Linked DNA regions of Homo sapiens: region 2 is linked to region 1. Evidence: read pairs that join two places in POLR2A ChIA-PET (ENCODE). Cell type or tissue: MCF 10A. All regions are shown on one strand. Links, peaks and the distances in the headings refer to the core of each region. The heading gives the core; the rest is flanking DNA.

Region 1 (11,506 bases), core at 1,644-9,643:
TACACAGCCTGGCCACCTTTGCTTGAGATACTTCCTAGAGTTCCTCCCCACATTCCCTCCACAGAGGATGGTCCCTCAGAAGGAGGTGGGTTAATGGTAGGCACTTTGGGTTTTGACAGTCCTCTCCCAGCCCTTCAGAAACTACCACTACAGAGAGGGAGATATGCTCATGAGTATTGATGGTATAAAGTGATAAATACTCCAACAGAAGTATATATGAGACTCATGTCCTGGAGTCTGATTTTCACATGGCCAGTGAAACACTGGGGAGATTTCAAAAAATACCCAGACCTGTAGGCTGGAAGTGGTGGTGGCTCACACCCGTAATCCCAGCACTTTGGGAGGCTGAGGTGGGTGGATCACTTGGGGTCAGGAGTTTGAGATCAGCCTGGCCAACATGGCGAAACCCAGTCTCTACTAAAAATAGAAAAATTAGCTGGTTGTGGTGGTGGGCACCTGTAATCCCAGCTACTTGGGAGGTTGAGGCATGAGAATTGCTTGAACTTGAGAGGTGGAGATTACAGTGAGTAGTGATTGCACCACTGTACTCCAGCCTGGGTGACACAGTGGGACTCTGTCTCAAAAAAAAAAAAAAAAAAAAGTCCCAGACCTAGGCCTTGTTCAGGGCAATTAAATCAGAATCTCTTGAAGGGTGGAGCTCAGGAGTTGATTTTTCAGATGCTCCCAGGTTAGTGAATTGGCTTTATCTTTTCCCAGTGGTTGCAATCATCTTATGATTCTTTTTGAAAGCAAAATGAAGAAGCCCTATTTTGATAGGTTCTAAGACTAAGACTCTTCCAAAACATTAAATTCCTTTCAAAATACAAAGTATCTTAAAACAGTAATATAAAGGAAAATGTTAAATTTAATTTAGAATTAAAGCAAATATTTCTAATTTTGAAAGAACATTTATTTACATGGCTACAGCATACAGATGAATTCAGCAAAAGTTCCTTCTGAAGTGACTGCCTTGAATAGAGTTAAGATGGGAAGCAAACATTTGGTGTCTTGGGAACAAGGGGATGGCCTGATGTCACAGTCTCACGCCCCCATAAGCTGAAAGTAGGGAGCCCCACAGCTCCGAGGCTCCAGCTTCTCTGTTCTCAAGGAAACGGAATAGTTTGATTTGAAGCTGTTCCTCAGCGAAGTCCAGAAGGGAAGAATTTGCAGCACCGACTCTGCTCTCAATAGGCAGAACATCCTCTGATAAAGCAACAACAGCAACATACTGCTAAGGATTCTCACATTGTCCCCAGATCTCAGCTTTTTATCTAGGAAGCCCTGCCTGAGAATCAGAGAGAACAAACATTGTTCAAGCCTCCCATCTCCTCTTTGAGAAAAAAGGTTCGAAGCCCTGCTAATTTCCTATTTCATCGCTATCGTCCTCTTCACTGGGATTTCTTGTGAGTCTCTAACTGAAAGTTGTCTAAATGATCGGTGCAATTTGTGCCCAAGGATCTTACAGTCCTTGGGAAGAGAAAACACAACCATAAAATGATGAAAAATAATACAGGGTATTATAAGGTTATGGAACTCAAACTAGCCCTTGATTGGAGTAAGTAAGCAGAGAGGAGGTGGGGGTGAGGGGACATTCCAGGCTGGCTGAAAGGGTCGCTGGAGGAGACTGGATGCTAGGTACTGCCACATTCTTGCTCAGCCTCTGTGGCCCTGTAGGGCTGCAGCCTGTAGACGTGATGGGGTGGGTGGGTCAGCTTTTGGCCATTCACAGAGTCCTTGGCGAGCTCCCAGTGGGGCTTTGCAGCTGCTTTGACTATGAGGGCCAGGACCCCGGTCCCTGGACTGCCTCATAACTTGGGTCGTGAGGACTGAAACAGAATCCATCACTTAAGCAGAGCAATTTCCTTTTCAAAGTCACAGCTTTATTGGACTGCGATTTGTTCCATGCTTGCTTGCTTTTTAACAGCCATTTTCACGAATGATCCTATTACTCATGAAGGAAAGATAGATTTGCCTTCAGACCACTTAAAAAAAAGTGAAAAGAAAAAAAGAAAGGGGAAAAATTCACTGTAATGGCCTTTTTGCAAGTAGTGGGAAGTGACAAATTCTTTGGAGTAAATCGTTTCTCATAAGAAATCAATCCTGACATTGGCAAGGGAGATTTATCAGTGATTTCCAGCAGTTTCTTTCATTAGGATCAAATTGTCTCATTGTCCACTAATTTTGTTTTTGGCTCTTGAAATTACTTTGTGAAATTTCTCTTTTCCAGAGATAAAACTTCAATCAGGTGAGAGTGTTGCGGCAGACTTTCTTACTATGCAAATGGTCTGATGGCTTAGGTCTGGGGTTAGCAAACATTTTCTGTAAAGATAGTAAATATTTTAGGCTTTGCAGGCATACTGTCTCTGTTGCAACTTCTCAACTCTAGCCTTGTGTTGCAAGAGCACCCATAGATGATATGTAAATGATAATATAATTTTTTCCATGTTATGAAATACTTTTTTGATTTTTAAATGTAAAAACCATTCTTAGCTCATGGACCATACAAAAGCAGGCAGTGGACAAGATTTGACGCAAGGGCTATGATTTGCCGACTCCAGTATAGGTTAAAGTTATCACTTTGATGAGACTTATCAGTTCCAGAATTGGAAGGGACCTGAGACTTCTAGTCCAAGCTCCTCATCTTACAAGGGGAGAAAATGGAGGCAGAGAGTGGTTAAGTGACTTACCCAAGGCCACTCTGACAGTCTTACCATCCAAGTAAGTGTGCTATACAATTATTTCACTGGTTTTATATGTGTGTGTGTGTGTGTGTATGGAAGGGGGCACACGGGGAGTGTTCTGTCACCTTTCAAATTGTGATTTAGTATATTTTATTGAGGCAAGAAATGAGTCAAAATTCAGATAAATCAACTGGGATCTCTATTGGGGGCAGAGGTTAATGTCAGGCTGAATGGGGAGCAGAAATTTGAACAGAAGTTGATTGCTGCCTTTTGGAACAGCAAAACTCCCAGGCAGAGAGCAGAGCACTAAATACATTTTTTCCCCTTAAAAGGCCATGATGCTTCTGTAATTGGCTTTTAGACAGCCATCACAAAGGCACAGAGATAGATGGGGGTTGGGGGGAAGAGAGAGATTTGAGTGGGGAGTCAAGATACCAGTATCCTAATTCTTTTGTGGACCACCTAGTTCCTGTTGCACACTTTTGGAACCTTCCTAAAGAATGGGAATTCACAGTGGTCAGTTGACTCTGACAAGGATTCAGTATTTGGACCTTTATTTATTTATTTATTTATTTATTTATTTACTTATTTTTATAAAGAAAATAGGCTGGGCGTGGTGGCTCATGCCTGTAATCCCAGCACCTTGGGAGGCTGAGGCAGGCAGATTGCCTGAGGTCAAGAGTTTGAGACCAGCCTGGCCAACATGGTGAAACCCCATCTCTACTAAAAATACAAAAAAATTAGCTGCATGTGATGGCGTGCGGCTGTAATCCCAGCTATTCAGGAGGCTGAGGCAGGGGAATCGCTTGAATCAGGAAGGTGGAGGTTGCAGTGAGCTGAGATCATGCCACTGCACTCCAGCCTGGGCAACAGAGTGAGACTACGTCTCAAAAAAAAAAAAAAAAAGCAAAAAGAAAATAGAGATGGAATCTCCCTATATTGCCTAGGCTGGTCTGGAACTCCTGGGCTCAAGCTATCTTTCCACCTCACCTCCCAAAGTGCTGGGATAACAGATGTGAGCCACCGCCTCTGGCCAGTATTTGGATCTTTAAGCCAAAATATTCCAAGAGACCTCTATGCCATATATTAATTACGTAATAAACAGACTTCAATCTAGTCTCTTCTGCTCTTACCTAAAATACATGAATTGTTTGACTGTTTCCAAGAATGGCAACAGAGCAACATGACATCCACTCCTCTTTACTGTTACACTACCTCCTCCATTGCCTTCTCCATTTTTCCTCCATATGGGAACGCTAATTGATCAATTCATGAATCCTCAACAATTATTTATGGGTTTAATAGAAGCAAGCGGTGAATGCGAGTGTGGATTTTATGGTCCCTTGAGTGTTTCAAGCTAATACATATCTCACTGATGTAGCAGCAGGGCCAGGACTCAGGTGAAGACACTGAGTCACCTCTCTCACCTCATCCTAGTCCTGGCCCTGATTAGCAGAAACTTCAGGTTGACAGCCCCAAGTCCCACAGCCTCAAGTTGAGAGGAAGGCATGCCAGTGATCAGACAACTCAAGTTGGAGCTCTGCCCCTGAGAAGCTGTGGGAGCTTGGGAAACTTGTAGCCTCACCTATTTTTCTACCTATTTTTCTCTTCTTGCTCCTTCTCTCCCTCCCTGGGAATCTGTGTGAATAGATGAGATAATAAACCAGATTTTCTGAGTTCATAAGTTACTCCCTGGGAATAATTTATATTGCACAAATACTTTCCGGTCACTGGTGTATTATTTGGTAAATTACTGCCCTCCTGCAATGCTGTAAGTGGAACCCTAGTGACCTGAAAGAGTTAATGCCTCCCTGCAAGCAATTAACTTACTCCTGGGGCATAATTTACACTCTAAGAGGATCTGGCGGACCATATGTGAAGCGCTTGGAATTCTTTGAGAGAAAGGCAGCTCTAGAAATGTAAAGAATTAATATTACACCAGGTGAATTTGCAGACCTTTCTTCGAGCAGTCTATCATGTAACTTCCCAGAAAAGTCCTGTAAGGTAGGTCATTGTTATCCTTTCCAGAGGCATTCTCTAGCCAATGGTAAGTCAGCAGATAATATACCCAGCATGAGGTTAGGCAATACCTATTTGTAGAATGACTTCACTATTTGAAAAATAATGGGTGAAAGATTGGGAGGTACATTTTAGAAATCTGAGTAAAAAACAAAAGCTAAAGTTAAGATAATTGTAATAAGTATCTACTTTACAATCTTGAATAGTAGGAATGTGACCTAAATATAATGGGTCAATTTTCTATACTAACTCAGGGACACCAACATATTAGAATGTGGCATCTGTTTCAAAGTGGTCATCTGAGAAGACTATCTATATATCCTAATATGCACCTGTCACTTGAAACACTTTTATAACCTGCAAACACAATTGTCATCCATCCAACAAATATCATTTAGCCATCTCCCTTCATAAGGCCCTGTGTTGGCAGTTGCTGAGGGACAAAGAAAAAGTCATGAGACAGCATCTCTGTATTCAGGGATGGCAGTTCTCTGGGTTTTGAGGGTGGGGTGAATTTTGAGCAAAGATCAAACCGTCTGAAATCAATCCTAGTGAAAGAGGAGGGTTAAAACCAAGAGAAGATAATTTAGAGACTGCTCATGGCTCAGTGGTAAATTGCAACGATGGCCTCAGTTCTTCACTCTTCTCTGTATCTATGCTCTTTGCTATGTGATTCTGCAGTTCCTCTTGCTAAAGTGATGGTGTCTGTTTCCCCATCCTCTGAATCTGAAGGGGCATTGTGACTTGTCTTGGGCAGTAGAATGCAATGGTAGTGAGAGAGTGCCAGTTTTGAGCCAAGACTCACAAGGTAAACATGTGTCTGCTTCCTCTTTCAAAGCTATGCCATTGCCAGGAGAACATGCCTGGGCTAGCCTGCTGGAGGATGAGAGGCGTGTGGAACAGAGCAGTATTGCTCCATTTGTCACAGGCAAGGTCAGTTTAGATGAGCTGAGAGCCAACTGATTTCCCCTCCACTCTTCATCCCCAGACATGTAAATGAGCCTGTAAAGATCAACAGCGCTGCCTCTTCAACCAGTCTGGAATAAGCAAGGAAGGCTTATTGTATACCCGTGGGATTTTGTGGTTGTTATGCAGCAACATTATGGCAGTAGATCACTCACACAGCTTGTAAACTGATTCCAAAAGAGGAACTCTCAATGCTAAACAATCACAACATTTCTGGACTAAGTGACTGGTGTCTCCAGGTGACTACCAGGAGGCTGTAACATATGTTTGGAGAATAAATGTCCCAATGTTTATTGGGCATCCTTTCTCTGTTCTACTGCACTTCATACTTATTGTATGAAATTGCTTGTATGCATAGCCATGGCTACATTAGACCAAATGTTCTGTAAGGGAAGGAACAACATTTTAAATGTTCACCTCCTTAGTATCTGGCATATAACTACTTGTTAAATGAATGAAAAAATGAAGACTCTTATTAGAAGTCACACCTTGCATTGTGTGCTTTTAGTAACTTTGGTCTACTCATGATATGCGTTGGGTGTGTAATATGTAATCTTAAAAACTTAATTAATGCAATTACTTGACAAGATTATATATGCACATTACACCTTTCAAAAGGTGCAAAGGTATTTTCAGTGATAAGTGATTGTTTCTCTCATGCCATCTTCAAGCCATCCACTTCTCTGGTAACACAATTACCAGTTTCTTATCAATTCTCCCAGAGAATGTGTAATCATTAAAATGAAGCTATTGTCTAGGAAAGAAATAACATTTTCAGCCATTACTTTTTTATAAGTTGGCACATTTTACTATTCGTTTTCTTTTGGAGGCTGGACCAATTGGATGTAGCCCTTATGTTCTTTGCTAAAATGTTTTGAAAGCTGTTTCCCCAAGTTTGTTCCTTTAACATTTTTTTTAACTTTTAATTGACAAATGATAATTGTATGTATCTGTGGGGTATAACATGATGTTTTGATACATGTATACATTGTAGAATGATCAAATTAGGCTAAATAACATGCCCATCACCTCAGATACTTAACATTTCTTTGTGATGACAGCATTTAAAATAGTTCTTTTAGCTATTTTGAAATCTACAATACATCATTATTATTAATGGTAGTCACCATGCTGTGTAATAGATCACCAACTCCTTAGCTCCAGCCAAAACTTTGAATGCTTTGACCAACGTCTCCCCTTTCCCTCCTTTTTCCTCCCTCCCGCCGCCACTCCTCCTCCCCTGGCCTCTGGTAACCACCATTCTAGAAATTCAACTTCTATGAGTTTGACTTTTTTAGATTCCATTTTTGATTCAGCAACTTTCCTCAGGTTGTTTAAGGTTTAAATGCCGCTGGAATTCATGCAGCTGTTTGTTTCTTTGCCTGTGTACTTCTATCACATGAGCTGTTAGGCCAGCCCTGGGAGCCTGGTAATTACCACAGAGCGAGGCGGCAGAGGGAGCAGATAAACTTGAAACATTGGGCTCTCCAGGTGACAAGGATCAGGAGTTCTGAACCCCTAGAAAGAACCTCTATCATGGAGAACCCAGGCTCTCTATTCGATGACTATAGTGGGGTGAGTATAACTTGAATTTAAGACTCGTGAAAGAATCTTTGCAGACTGGCATGTTGTTTCTGTTTTACAACAATGCAAAGATTTATAAACTGGTGAAACCATGTTGGCCTGCTCTGGAATAAAGCTGGCATTGTATCTTTTAAGGCATGTTTTGGGGGTTCTATGAAGTGGCTTAAACCAAAGCCACAAGAACAAGAAAAAATTTATTTTGAGATAAATCTTCGTAGACTGCCGACTCCTAGAATTTATGTGCTAAAGATGCATACTTTATTCTTTTCTACAATTAAGTGGTTTAAAAATATTCTTCCTCATGGTTCACTGAATTTCAGGTTCAACTAATTTTTAACAAGCACAAAATATGTACTAGGTACTCTATTAAATATTCACATATATATTTTCTTATCTAGTGAAATGTAGTGTTCATTCAATATTATGTTAACAAAGATCAAAGCAAGAAAATGATTAAGAAATAAAATGACTTGTTTTATATCTGCTACATGGTTTGCATAATCTTAGTTTGTGTAACATGGTTGCTCATAATCTCCCTAGAGTGTCTTTTGTGGGTTTGATACCAGATTTAGCATGATTCATTTACATTCAGATGATGGCAAATCTCAGAGAAGAAAAACTGCAGCAGAGCATACATGGGATGTGAGTTTTTTTCTTTTTGATTGAGGGACTGTTTCATCAAAACATTGTTTCAAACAGATGTGTTCTAGTGTTTACTGAAAGGAGAATTCAAGCCAGACTGATTAATTAGCAGTTAGTCAAGCCATTTCCCTGCTCCTATCTGGGTAGTCTAGGGATTATGAAGCTGTCAGTAGGTTATAGTCAGACAATGGAAAAAAATGACAAACAGCAACTAAACCTCAGATCACCATGCTAGGGTGTAAAATACGGTGTTCTAACCACTCTGCATTGTTTTTTATTGGAGCATAAGTTTTTACGAGTGGGTGTAATAGGACTAAGGCAGAGGTTGGCAAACTTTTTCTGCAAAGGGCCTAATAGTAGATATTTTAGGCTTTGTGGGCCATACAGTAGTTTACAACTACTGACTGCTTTAATGCTGTAATTGCAGCACCTATGTAGGTGGGTCTCATTTTCAGAAAGGTCGGATTAAAAATCTAGACTTGCAAAACACAGATTAGAGGTCAAATAGTGCTGTAATTGCAGCACTAAAGCAGTCATAGACAATATGTTAACAAATGAGCATAGCTGTATTCCAATGTATCTTTACTTATGGACACTAAAATTTGAATTTCACATTTTTATGTGTCATGAAATAGTGCTCTTTTAATTTTTTTAGCTATTTAAAAAATGCAAAAAATGTTCTTAGTTCGCCAGTTGCACATTTGGACCATAGTTTGCCAACTCCTGGACTAAAGCAAAGAGTCTTGAATCAGTGTTAGGTCTGGTTCTTTTGATTTTTTTTTACATGAGATTCATTCTTTCTAAATCTGTTTCTGTATTTGTAAAAATGATGGATAATAATAGTTGCACTTATCTCTTCCCAGGATTGTTGGCAGGATTAAATAAAATAATGGCTTTAAAAGTATTTTGAAGAATGTGAAGTGCCATGCTGACATAAGATATTGATTATATTATTATTTGTGTCAGGAATGTGTTTGGTATAAGTAGCCCAGAGCTCGATTAACAACTGCTTAAGCTATAAAGACATTTGTAGTTCACTTACCTGGATGTACCAGTTCCCAGGGTTGGTGTAGTGGCTTGATGATGTCATTAAAGACCTGATGCTGCTGATGTCCCTGTGTTGGTGATGCCTCTTTTCATGGTGCAAGATGGATGTCATAACTCTCAAGAGTCATGTGCTTACAGGACAATGTCCCAAACAAGAAGGAAGCGGGGAATGGAGTGAAAAGAAATCTCCTTCTAGGCTTCTCTTTTTTTTTTTTTTTTTGAGACGGTGTCTTGCTCTGTCGCCCAGGCTGGAGTGCGGTGGTGCGATCTCGGCTCACTGCAAGCTCCGCCTCTCGGGTTTACCCCATTCTCCTGCCTCAGCCTCCCGAGTAACTGGGACTATAGGCACCGGCCGCCACGCCCGGCTAATTTTTTTTGTATTTTTAGTAGAGACAGGGTTTCACCGTGTTAGCCAGGATGGTCTCGGTCTCCTGACCTCGTGATCCGCCCGCCTCGGCCTCTCAAAGTGCTGGGATTACAGGCGTGAGCCACCGCGCCCAGCCTAGTCCTCTCCGATTAAGAGAGGAAAATCCTTCCTAGCATCCCCCTAGTAGGCTTCCCTTCACATACCATTGGTCAAAACTGGTTCACGTGCCTGTCCTAGACCAATCACTGGTGAAAGGAAGGAGGATTGATGTGCCTGGCTTGTAGACTAACCATGAATCAGCTTCTGGGACTGGGCACAATGCTGCCTGGACAGTTGGGGTTCTGCTAGCGAGGAAGAGGGAGGAGAAACTAATGATGTCATCACATTATTATTTTTTCCACCTATTACAAGTTGTGTGTCTGGCATCAGGTTGGGTGAAGAGTTGATGAGCTAATTTCCTGTGAATACTCTAGGTGCCATACAAGCTGTCCACATGGGCACATAACAGGCAAAGACCATGGTAGTCGGCTGGCAGGGTCAGGCTGCGAGTTGAGGCTGCATCAGGATGGAATCGACAATCAACCAGTACCCATCTCAGAAGGAAGCAGAAGAAGGGAGGAATCTGAAGGTCATCTGCATGTGGCTTCTGGAACATACTAGAGAGAACCAGTTTAATCCTCAAATATTCCACATGATAATAACATGCTCCACAGTCATTTTTCTGGGGAATCTCGTCATTGTAAAATCCAGAACTGTAGGTGCCTATATAGGTGGGTCTCATTTTCAGAAAGGTCGGATTAAAAATCTAGACCTGCAAAACACAGATTAGAGGTCAAATAGTCTGAAGTTTAAACTATTCTTCATTTTATGGAATAATTTATCTTAACATTTGTTTAGTGACATGATTGGTGCACTTTAAATGATTTTGTTGATGAATATATGATTTCCACATAGTTTATATAGTGTGTGTATACACACACATGCACACACCTATTGCATTGTATTGAGTTAGGTAGACCTATAAATTGATTAATTGAAAAATCATGAATAAAATCATCCTTTAGAATAAAATGTGCACTAATATGAACTTAATTAAACATCTCAGAGTTTTAGGGTACCATAGCAAATGACATTTCCCAAATAATTAAATACCTATTCCAAAAATGAAGTTATACACAAATTATACACTCTGTTCATACAGGTCAAATATTCAATGCATATATTCCCACATTGTGTAGGATATTGAACCAAAGGTCCCTCAAAACTCTAAGATTCTTTTATTATATAAGTGCCATTTGACCTTGAAGTTTTCTGTTTTCCTTAAATACTGCAACTTTATGATTACGGTAGAATTATCTTTATATCCAAGTTCCAAGCTCATAGCTCACAGTTCATTCATTCACCTATTCATTTATTTGTTCATTCATTTTTTAAGCTCGTATGTGGTCCCACTCTCATGGAATTTATGGCCTAGAAGAGATGAACGTTAAACATGTGTGTAATCATACTGATGAATACATAACCCCATGTAGCTTAGTGATCTGAAGAAAGGAACACTACACTATGTAAGGACATAATGAAGGAACCTGATCTTGACTGGCGATCAGAGAAAGCTTCTCTGAGGAAGCAATGCTTGAGCCGAGAACCAACATGTGAATAGGAGTTAATTAGATGAAAGACTATAAGTGAATTGGAAAGAGCATTCCTAAGAGAGGTACAGTGCGTGTGTTAGCCTACTCATCTGTCCGTCTGTCCATCCATGCATCCAAGCATCTGTGCATCCATCCATCCATCCATCCATCCATCCATCCATCCATCCATCCATCCATCCATCTAGTTTTACAAAACAGTACAGTACCAAGTGATCACAGAGATGCAAACAAGTAGAAATCATCTGTGTTTTCTAAGTCTGTAAGTCCATTTGGAAAGACTAGAGAAGTACACTGGTAAAAAAAAAATTCTTAGAAAATGTTCAGAGGCTATTTTAAGTAACAGTAGATGTGAGGCAATTTCAGCAGTTGCTCTCATTCTTATGGGAATGGGATTTGCAGCTCTCCTGGGTATCGACCTCACTCTACTTTTTCCCCATGAGAAGGGTGCAGAGTGTAGAGGATAAGACTCAGGTGCTAGCAGCATAACCATGCTTCCATGGGAACTGCAATTTGCCATTAAACAAATGAAGAAAAATCTTGCATTAACA
Region 2 (11,506 bases), core at 1,661-9,660, 94 kb after region 1:
AAAGAGTTGTTTTCACATAGATGTATGTGGTAATATGTATGTGGTAATTATGATGTTAACAAATTACTTTAAACCTTAGTTGCTTAAGACAACAATGATCACTTATTATCTTATAGTGTCTGTGGGTCAGGAATTCAGAGAAGGGACATTTGGGTTGCTTGTCTTTGCTCCACAATATCTGAGGTCTCATCTGAAGGCTTGACTGAAGCTGTAGGATCTGCTGCCAAAGTGGCTTACTCACATGGCCGGCAAGGTGGGGCTGGCAAGAGCTGGTAAGTTCCTTCCTCTCCATGTGGGCCTCTCTCCATGTGGGCTTCCCCACGGGGCTATTGAGTGTCTTCATTACATGACAGTTTTATTGAGGGGTTCAGCCATTATTTCTGTTAGCCTAGATTCCACTTTAGGGTATAACATGATGCAAGTTATAACTTTTCTTCATTTTCTTGTTGAAGATATATAAAGGTCTTGAATTTTTGGTAAAATCTAAACTATTCAGGTGTTGATGAGGGCTCATGTTATGACAGCAGTGGGTAGTTCATGCTTTTTTGCTAATAAGTGGAATGAGGGAGCCAGTTTCTCATGGTTGATGGAGGTTACAGGGAATACTGTGGGCTCACAAATCACTGCTGCTAACCAAGTGACACTGGCCACCAAGTTTGAACTCTGGATGAAATAAACATCAAGACATAGAGTAAGAAAGAATAACCCCCACCCCATGCATTCTATTAAAGAATCCCTTCTTGCACACCAGTTCAGTTGTTTCCATTAAAAAAACCAATATATCAATGAATAAGAATAAGATTATTTTATGTGTTTAACATGCAATGTCTGAAAATCCAGGGAATATTTTGTCTTGGATTTCCAGCTTCATTGTCTAAAAACACATAACATCACTTAGCCATCTGAATTAGGGATCCAGGTGCATTCCAATCCAACAAACAAATTTCCCTAAATTATTTTATAAATGTTTGAAGCCACAAGACCCTATAAATACAGGCAAGTTGATGTTTAAAAGAAATCTGTAGGCCCCAGGAGGGTAGCTACTATGTCTTTCCAGTTCTTTATCATGCTCTCTGGTATTTAGCTTAGTGCCTGGCACATAGTAGATGCACAAAACAATTGGATTACTAAATTATTGAGTACTAAAAGAGTGCCTTGGAGCTTTCTTTCTACTTATAGCTATGTGTATTAAGTGGAGCTATTGGGCTTTATATCTTACTTGTCAATACTACCAATGGTTATTTAACTCTGGGAAATTGTTTAGCATAGCTTGGTCTGTTCCTTGAAAAAAACAAAAATGCAGATTCAACTAGGTAATTTTGGTGGAAATGAGCATCTGGGGAGATGGAATTGGATTCCTAATTGGACACTCTAAGAACATTCATGCTTGAATTCTTCCGGGGTGAGAGAGTATCACCCTCCAGATCTTAAGAGTTCTTAAAAGGGAGGTGTAGTATTTCAGAAACAACCCTTTCAAGCCTTAATGCCTTTCATCAAAGGCTTTTAAAGTACTTTGCCTTTAACACGGCCCATGCCTACCTCCTGCCCAGCTTATACACATGCTTCCCTTTGAGGTCAGTGGAGGCTAATAGTGCTGAGAAAACAAGTGAGTGCATGTAGTGGTAGTAAAGGCTGCAACCTTGTCATATTTCAGTCTTGCATGTGAGTGTGCACCTGAGACTTCAGAGAAGTCAGCGGAGGCCAGAAGGAAATCAAGCATGAGCACCAAAGAAAACCAGCTGCCCAATGAAGGAACCTCAGGTCTAATAATTGGACCCTCTCAAAATGGAACAATTTACCACTGGAGGTAGTGAGGTCCTCATTCTTGGAGAGACTCAAGCTGAGACTGACTCACCACTTGGTGGCAATGCTGCAGTGGTGGGGGCGAGCAGGAACCAAAGGCAAGCTAGGGGAACCAGTTTATGGTCTATGAGAACTCTTACCCCTCCATGTCTGAGTTTATAAAGTCAACTCTGCCTCTCCTTTCTGGAATGGGCCATCAGAAATCTCTGATTTACTTGGACCCTCACCTACTCACATTTCTCCTGATACTCAAGTTTAGTGAGAAAGAGGCAAATGACTCCCATTGCCAAAAGTCTAGCTGGAATCAGATAGGAGTTCAAAAAGGACCTCCCAGAATAGGTTTTGGGACTAGGGCATACTCACCACTGATGTTCTCAGTGAGGACCCTAAGCCCAGAGAAGTCTGAATCACCAGTGACTTGGTTGGTTTCCTACTGTGTGCTTGTCAAGGCAGGACATGGGCCTGGTAGATTTTATCATGGTTAATCAAGTCATTAACTGTCAGTGTTGAGTTTTCTTGGCCATCTGTGTCTGAATGTGTTTGCTTCAGGGGAATAACTGTGATTGCTTAGTCTAGTGAATGGTTCTCAAACTTTTGCAGGCATAAGAATCACCTCGCGGGCTTGTTTCAAGACAGACTGCTGGGCTCCACCCTCAGATTTTCTGATTCAGTGGGTCTGGGGTGCAGCCAGAGAATTTACCTTTTTAGCAGATTTCCAGGTATGTTAGTTTTCAATTACTGCTGAAACAAATTACCACAAACTCTGTGGTTTAAAACAACACAAATTTATTATTTTACAGTTCCAGAGGAGGGCAGAAGTCCAAAATGGGTCTCACTGGGCTAAAATCAAGGTGTTGGCTGAACAGAATTCCTTTCTGGAGGCTCTAGGGGAGAATCCATTTCCTCGCATTTGCTGGCTTCTAGAGGCTGCCTGAATTCCTTGGCTCATGGCTCCTTTTCATCTTCAAAGCCAGCAAAGGCTGACGGAGTCTTTTTCAGATGCCATCTCTCTGGTTCAGATTGTCTGCCTCCCTCTTCCTCATTTAAGAATCCTTGTCTTTACACTGGGCTCACCTGGGTAATACAAAATAATATCTTTATTTTAAAGCAAAATGACTAATAGACTTAATTTCATCTGCAAACTTAATTCTTCCTTGTCATGTAACCATATATTCACAAATTCCAGGGATTAGGATGAGGATGTCTTTTGGCAAGAGTCATTACTGTGCCTGTCACACCAGGTGATACTGATGCTACAGGTCTAGGGACCACATGTTGAGGACCTCTGGCTTAGTGATATGAGGGACCATCTAGAGGGTGCATAGTTATTGGGAGAATTGTTTGTCAATAAAAGTGGGCAAGAATGTGCATGTCTTATGGAAAACTGTTATTTTGTATAGTTTAAGATTTTATCAAACTATTATGGAAAATACTACTTTGTAAAATGTTAATCCCAAGATCCTTGTGGATATCCAAACTGAAGGACCAAAGGCCGATTTCTCACGACTCTAGCATGCTGCCCTTCAGTTTTCCCCCACCAGTCTCATTCACTCCTTGCACCTGATTGGCTTTGCTCTTGTGATGGTCTCTACCTGCCATATTGTTCTCTTGCTCTTTACCTAATGAGACCCTGCCCCTTTGGCCTGAAGCCTCTCCTGGCCATGATGCCTTCTCTGATTGCTCTACTTGAAAATTATCTTATTTGCCAGTTTACTAGGTATTCTCACACATGAAATCATTTGGTTCCCATAACAGTGCCATGAGGTGGGCAGCCTGTCTGTTTCATAGAGAGAACAAGGCCACAGCAAGCTTGAATGAGCTGCTCAGGTTCACCCAGCACTCACAGGTCTGGGGACTCGGCCTGTAGTGCCATGACTCTGAATCCAAGCTTGTCCAGCTTGGATGAAAGGGGCATTTCAGGGGTACTCCCAGCTGGCGAGTTCCTGGTTAAATGACCAAGTTTTGGCCTCAGGTGAGCAGCATATCCTCTGGAGGACCTGACTTTCTCTTTAAGCTCTTTTCTTGTCCGTCTACATCCAAGGGCAATTCTCTCTTGTTATGGTGCTCTTTATTGGGTAGCTTAAAAAAAAAGAAGCCTCTTGTAAATGAAACTAGAGTTCCTTGCTTAGGAATTTAACTTGTCAAATATAAATGCCGTCATTTTAATTATTATGTGCAACTGAGATGAGCTGCTGTCATTCACAGCTTCATTCCTGGAGTTTTAAGGAAACAGACTCTTGGATAATGAGAACCACAGATTTAGGAAGAAGGTTTTTTTTAAAAACAGACACTAATAGCAGTGTGTTTTCTGTAATCTGTAAACCTTGTGTACCATGACACAGGTGGTCACTTCTTTTACTTTGAAGAAAATAATAATCATATGGCTGAATCTGGTCTGGGTAAAAGGTTATATGTTTAGATTAGCTCCATGAGATAGGAGAAGCAAGAGGAGGAGCAGAGACCTATGAAAAATTATAGCCTGAGGGTAGTAATTTTGTAAAACAAATGTATGACTAGATGGTGATTCAGCCCGTATTCTTTTTAAGCAAGTATTCAATTTACTGTTGGGTGAGTGGGAGGGAAAACAGTGAATGAACATGGGATTAAGATATAGACCCTTACACCTTCTAATCTTTCTTATCACTTATCATCCCTGGAAAACTCCCTGAGTTCTCTGCATTCATTTTCTTGAGGCTGTGGATGGATAGGCTGGGATTGATGTTTACCTGCCTGTTTGGAAAGCTTGTTGGGTCAGTTCCCCTGAGTGGTCATGAGACAGTACCCAGCCCAGCAGGTGTGTCCCTAAAGTGCATCTGTCATCAGAAAGGGAATTCCTCCTTGTTGCAAATGAAGTGTGATTGCTCGTCAGGTGAGTGAGCACCGTGGGCCCTGGGTTTCTGCCAAACTTGTGTGGGTTTGGGCTGTTGGAAATATTGCGGGATGTAAGGGAACATTCCACTGTTAACCCAGGGAGTGATAATTCACTATAGTGTGATTAATACAGTGATGAAAGATGCACTTCCTTCACATTCTTAGCTGATGCTTTGAACGTTCAGAAGAAATGTTAAATTCATTGATGAAAATATAAAAATGTAACAGTTCTGAATGTACTCCACCATGTCCTTAAGCACTGTCAGAACACAAAATTAACATGTTAAATCACCTCCTGAGTAACGGCCAACAAACATCCTCAAAATAGTCTTCTTAATATTTCACTGGTTACTAAATCAAGATATTTCTAGAACAAGAGACCCAGTTTAAAGATCAATAGGTGGTAGTAACATTACGAGATGGTGTCCTCACTCTGCCATGATGATATGATGATGATAAAGAAAGTAAAATAATTCACATTTATGGGGTATTATTTACATGTATAACCACATTTAATCCTCATGACAACCCAGTGAGGTAGGTGCTATAATAATCCTCATTATACTAATCAGGAAACTGGGGCTTAGAAAGCTTAACAAACTTGCCCAAGGTGACCCAGCTAGTGAGTTCCAAAATTGAGATTCAAACCACCAATCATTCAAGAAACAGTGCTTTATTTAGTTTTCTTTATTTTATTTTTATTTTATTATTATTTTTTGAGACAGGTTCTGGCTCTGTTGCCCAGGCTGGAGTACAGTGGCACAATCTTGGCTTACTGCAACCTTTGCCTTCCAGGTTCAAGCTATCTTCCCACCTCAGCCTCCTGAGTAGCTGGGACTACGGATGTGTGCCACCACGCCCACCTAATTTTTGTAGAGACAGGGTTTCACCATAATGCCCAGGCTGGTCTTGAACCCCTGGGCTCAAGGGATCCACCCACGTTGGCCTCCCAAAGTGTTGGGATTACAGGCATGAGCCACCATGCTCAGCCTTATTTAGTTTTCTTATACTGCCAGAAATCGTCACCTATTTTCTTCCTTCTTTCCCTCCCTCCCTCCGTCCCTCCCTTCCTCCCTTCCTTCCTTTCCTTTCTTTTCTTTCCCTCTCTGCCTTCCTCCCTACAGACTTTGATCTTTTCCATGTCTGTTCATTCTTTTTTCTATTATTTAATTCTCCAGGCATTGAGTAAGCACTTGCTATGTGCTAGGCACATAGGTGTTAAGAGGTAAGGATTTGAAGATGAGCAAGACTCAGATCCTATCTGCAAGAAATTTGCAAGTATCTTTGCTTCATCTCAACTTTCTCCACCTCTTCGTTCTCTTCCCCCCCTCCCCCTTATTTTCATCATCCTTGGCACACATAGGGGATGACTGGGGGCTACTCTACCAAGACTTCTTAAGAATTTTCCCTTCCAGATATGAACAGACACTTCTCAAAAGAAGACATTTATGCAGCCAAAAGACACGTGAAAAAATGCTCATCATCACTGGCCATCAGAGAAATGCAAATCAAAACCACAATGAGATACCATCTCACACCAGTTAGAATGGCGATCATTAAAAAGTCAGGAAACAACAGGTGCTGGAGAGGATGTGGAGAAATAGGAACACTTTTACACTGTTGGTGGGACTGTAAACTAGTTCAACCATTGTGGAAGTCAGTGTGGCAATTCCTCAAGGATCTAGAACTACCATTTGACCCAGCCATCCCATTACTGGGTATATACCCAAAAGATTATAAATCATGCTGCTATAAAGACACATGCACATGTATGTTTATTGCGGCACTATTCACAATAGCAAAGACTTGGAACCAAGCCAAATGTCCAACAATGATAGACTGGATTAAGAAAAGGTAGCACATATACACCATGGAATACTATGCAGTCATAAAAAATGATGAGTTCATGTCCTTTGTAGCGACATGGATGAAGCTGGAAACCATCATTCTCAGCAAACTATAGCAAGGACAAAAAACCAAACACCACATGTTCTCACTCATAGGTGGGAATTGAACAATGAGAACACATGGACACAGGAAGGGGAACATCACACACTGGGGCCTGTTGTGGTGTGGGGGGAAGGGGGAGGGATAGCATTAGAAGATATACCTAATGTTAAATGACGAGTTACTGGGTGCAGCACACCAACATGGCACATGTATACATATGTAACTAACCTGCACATTGTGCACATGTACCCTAAAACTTAAAGTATAATAAAGAAAAAAAGAATTTTCCCTTCCAGTGAACACTACCTGCTGAAGGTGGAAAAAGCTAGAAGGTAACTATGTCCTTGTCAGAGGAATTCTGATAGAAGAAAGGTAGACCTGAAAGGAAATAGTGCCAAAAAACAAAACAAACAAACAAAAAAAACACAAGCAAGATGTAGACAGACTGACAGCCAGAGGCTTCCAAATGAGAAAGTGCAAAGCTGGTGAAGGGGAAAATGGCATTCAGTCCTTGATCATTCCCAGGGTGATAGTGATCTGCTTGTAGGTGTCTAAAGGGTGTGTGCACACAGGAAAAGAGGCGATTGGGCCAAGTTCTTCAGATTAATCTACAAGAGAGATAAAGGAAAATAGGGAGGGGAGGAAAGAAAATGATTGATTGCAATTTCTAAGTAGATTTGTTTTTTTTTTTTTAGTAGACATTATATGCCATTTCAGACTTGGGGCCTGCTCATGAAAATCCAGGGGAGATGTCCTTGTTTGAACTACTTTTAGACATTCACTTTGCTTTTAATATCAGCTGAATAACATAGTTTATTTAAAAAGCACAATGCCCAAGGGACCTAGAGAAACTCCTCTGCAGTCATGTGGGCTTCAGTGGCAGAACACAACATGCTTCTCCCCATGTTTTATTCCATTTATTTCACGTGTCCAGAATTTAATGAGAATTGGATTCCATGAGAGATACTGCCAGATCAAGTGAAATCATGCATGGAAAAGCCCATCCTAAATGATGAAAACTTGTCTTGAAGTCACTTTCAGATCCTGATACCTGAAATCTTATCCTGTTTAGTTATTTTCTTAAAATTGTCTGCTATGAGCATGTATTTGTAAGTAGAAGCTTTACAAAGACTTCTAAAATGAGGGCTAAATGGGATTTCTGCATTTGTAGGTTTCTGCTCTTTGGGATTGGCTTGAACCACTGTGTTCCTGGAAGCTTCTTCCAGTGCAAGGCCTCATGAGAATCAAGAAGCTTCTCATCAGGTTCTGTTCTACTGTAGGGGCTGCAGTTCTCAGATGCTGCATTTGTCAGAGTTCTCCAGAGAATAGAATCCAGAAGACATCTATGTATATATACATCTATGGGGTATAATATTTATACATAATGGGATATGTATGTATCTCTCCATGTACACCTACACACACACAGAGAGAGAGACAGGAGAGAGGCTGGACACGGTGGCTTACGCCTATAATCCCATCACTTCGGGAGGCTGAGGCAGGCAGATCACCTGAGGTCAAGAGTTTGAGACCAGGCTGGCCAACATGGCAAAAACCTGCCTCTACTAAAAGTACAAAAATTAGCTGGGCATGGTGGCGGGTGCCTGTAATCCAAGCTACTCAGGAGGCTGAGGCAGGAGAATCACTTGAACCTGGGAGGTAGAGGTTGCAGTGAACCGAGATCATGCCACTGCACTCCAGCCTGGGCGACAAGAACGAGACTCCTCTGTCTCAAAAAAAAAAAAAAAAAAAAGAGAGAGAGAGAGAGAGAGACAGAAGAGATTTATTAAGGAATTGGCTCATGATATCGTGGTGGCTGGCAAGTTTGAAACCTGTAGGGCAGGCCAGCAGGCTGGAATCTCAGGCAGGGTTTCCATGTTGCAGTTTTGAGTCAGAATTTCTTCTTTGAGAAACTTGAGTCTTTGCTCTTAAGTCCTTCAACTTATTAGATGAGGTCCAATCATAATGGAGGGTAATCTATTTTACTTAAAGTCTATTGATTGTAAATGTTAGTTATGTCCACCAAATATCTTCACAGCAACATTTAGATTAGTGGTTGACCAAATAATTGGGCACCATAGCTCAGCCAAGTTAACACATGAATGAGCCATCACAGGTGTCAGGAGCCCAGGAGTTTCTGGGGATTTCATCCAGAGCACAGGGCTGACAGGGCCTGTTTTAGAACTAAAGTCAAACCCATGTTGTGCAGCTGTGGGAGCATACCCTGCCTGATGATGACTTCTTGCCTGAATAATTGCCCACTGTCATGGTGGATCAGCCTAGTTAATCCACGGGGCTTGGCCTAAAAGTGGGAGAGATGGAGCATGGGAGCTCATTTGGCATCTTTGTCTATATTTTTAAGAGGCCCCCCTTCTTCTGAGTGGATTAATCCCCAGCCAGGATGTATGACTTGGTGAGCCCTGGACATCATCCCCCTAAGATATCTTAGCCAGGTGTCCTTGTGCAGCGAACAGCCCTCCCAGCTGTATGTGTTGGCCTTGCCCAGAGAGAACCAAGCAACATTTCTTAGATGAGAAACTGAGCCTGGATATTGATGAACTTGCTGAACTGTGTGTCCTGGGTAATCTGTAATTGGGAATTCTAGATTCTAAAACTAGAGTCTGAGTGGCCTGACTACCCATGCTACATGTACCTTACTCCCTAGGTGAGGGAATCAGAGGGAGTATGCATGGGAAAAAACTGCCTATCCAAAGACTCCCTCTCCACACCTGTCAACTCACCAATTTCAGAATTAATTGCATTGTAAAATAAAAATGCCTTCTGAGAGTGTTACCTTATTCATATGTTTAGCAAGAATGACTTCATTCAGGTGATGATGATAATAATTATTTGTATCTAAAAAACATCGAGTGGTTTCAAATACTCATATTATTTGATCTCCAAGACCACAAGGATTTCATGGCTGTTTAGGGCTCACTTGAGGAAATTAACATTTCATGATTTAACGAAGCACTATTTTTGTAAGCATAATTTTTATTAAGTGAAACAAACATACAGAAAAGTGCATAAATCATAAATGTACAGTCCCATGAATCTTCACAAACTGAATATATCTATGTAACCGCCATCCAGATAAAGAAGTAGAATATTTCCAGTACCCCAGAAAACATCCTTCTCTAAAAATTTTGATGCTAGACTCCGCCCAAAGAGCCAGGGTCCAAAGAGATAACAATTCCAAAATAAAATCTCAAGGTGAAAATGAAAAATTATAGTCAAATCTGTGGATAAGGCCGGGGTCATTAACCTTTGTTAGGCAAGTTAGGAATAAATGAAAAAAGTACTAAATATTTCCTTGCCTTTATTGCTTTAAAACCTTCTCTAAACCTTAAATAATGTTTATATCCTTCGACCCAGTGATTTTGTTTCTTGAAGTCTGGTGGAGATTCAGAGATTTCTGTGGGAGATAGAAATTGGATTCAACCTAAGTACCCAGCAATGAGGGCTTGGTTAAATCTGTTTTTCATTGACTGATAGATAAATGGAATATTATACAATTGTTAAAAAATCAGAACCCATGCTTAAATGTTCATGACACAGTGAAAAGTGAAATGGAAAGATATAAGAATTGTACGCATATTAGACAATATGAATTTTATTTTTGTTAAAAATGTCTGGGCTGGGCATGGTGGCTCATGCTTGTAATCCCAGCACTTTGGGAGGCCGAGATGGGCAGATCACAATGTCAAGAGATGGAGACCATCATGGCCAACATGGTGAAACCCCATCTCTACTGAGAATACAGAAATTAGCTGGGAGTGATGGTGTGTGCCTATAGTCCCAACTGCTTAGGAGGCTGAGGCAGGAGAATTGCTTGAACCTGGGAGGTGGAGGTTGCAGTGAGACGAGATCATGCCACTAAACTCCAGCCTGGCGACAGAGCCAGACTCTGTCTCAAAAAAAAAAAAAGTCTGAAAATATTAGAAATACATGAAACAAATAATGGTGGTCTCTAAGTGTGAAATTAAAGGCAATTATAATTTTATTTTCATGCTATTTGTTTTACTTACTGTTTAATTTCTAAATGAGTTTATGTTACTTTAATAATAAAATATTCAGAACTTCTTTATAAAACTATTTTTACCTTTGATATATTTTCACTTATTAAATAACTCTGTTTTGTCAAAAATAAATAAAAGGCAAACAATCATCCTTATTTTCTTATCAGGAAGAGGCACAGCAGTAATTTATTTTCCCAAATTCCACGCCCTTGACTGATGTTTCAGTCTCACTTAAATTATTGCCTAGTTCTTTTGATTGCTACAGAAACCTTTGGAAATAAACCGAAACTGCAAATGACATGGAGATAAAGCAATGCCAGGCATTACTGTTATCTTTGCCATTCCAAAATGTCTTAGGCACCATGAAGAAAGCATTCACCTACCTGCACTATGGGTTTCAAAGGATGTGGGCTTCTGTTTTCTAATTTCTAATTGTTTCAAATTCTTCAAAAGTTGATCATCCATACATCATATGCTTGGTAATTTTCAATCAGAACATTCCATTTCTTAATTATTTTTGTTAAATAGGATAAAGAGTTAAATTTTTTCTTTTTCCTTTGCACTTGAAATCCATACCCAGTATATAGCCAGTGCCTGCTGAGGTTTATTTGTCCACTTGTTCAAGTGTGGGGTTTGGTGGTGGGAAGGTCATGGACTTGGAGCTGGGTTTTGCAACTTTGCAATCTTGAGAAAGACAGCCAACTTCTTCGTGCCTTTGTCTCTAGGAAATGAAAGCCCAGAGATGTGATGATTTTTAAGAGTTGAACTGAGCTGCAAGCTTGTGGATCATGTAAGTGCTAACAGAGGCAGACGGAGAAGGAAGATCTGTCATGAAGTGCTACGGTGGGAGGTGCGTCAGCTTG

What was found. ChIA-PET counts read pairs that join two places held together with the same protein. Peaks named below come from ENCODE experiments on the same cell type or tissue, not always from the same donor. Only the 100,000 strongest peaks of a DNase experiment are listed, where the experiment ranks them.
Region 2: POLR2A ChIA-PET joins it to region 1 with 10 read pairs; 2 of 35 experiments call an interaction of 5 or more read pairs at or near these places.

What each region holds. Positions count from the first base shown.
Region 1 is chr5:37,842,510-37,854,015 of GRCh38, forward strand. The region is part of intron 1 of GDNF-AS1 (GDNF antisense RNA 1); the gene reads left to right. Among named protein-coding and RNA genes, the nearest start is that of GDNF, 8.2 kb to the left of the region's middle. RefSeq lists enhancers at 4,979-6,178, 5,195-5,695, 5,503-5,632, 5,696-6,196. In MCF 10A, for the core only: no CTCF peak of the experiment used is centred there; a DNase peak (open chromatin) is centred at 5,552.
Region 2 is chr5:37,936,793-37,948,298 of GRCh38, forward strand. No RefSeq gene overlaps it. Among named protein-coding and RNA genes, the nearest start is that of LINC02110, 5.9 kb to the right of the region's middle. RefSeq lists an enhancer at 1,131-1,710. In MCF 10A, for the core only: no CTCF peak of the experiment used is centred there; a DNase peak (open chromatin) is centred at 4,689.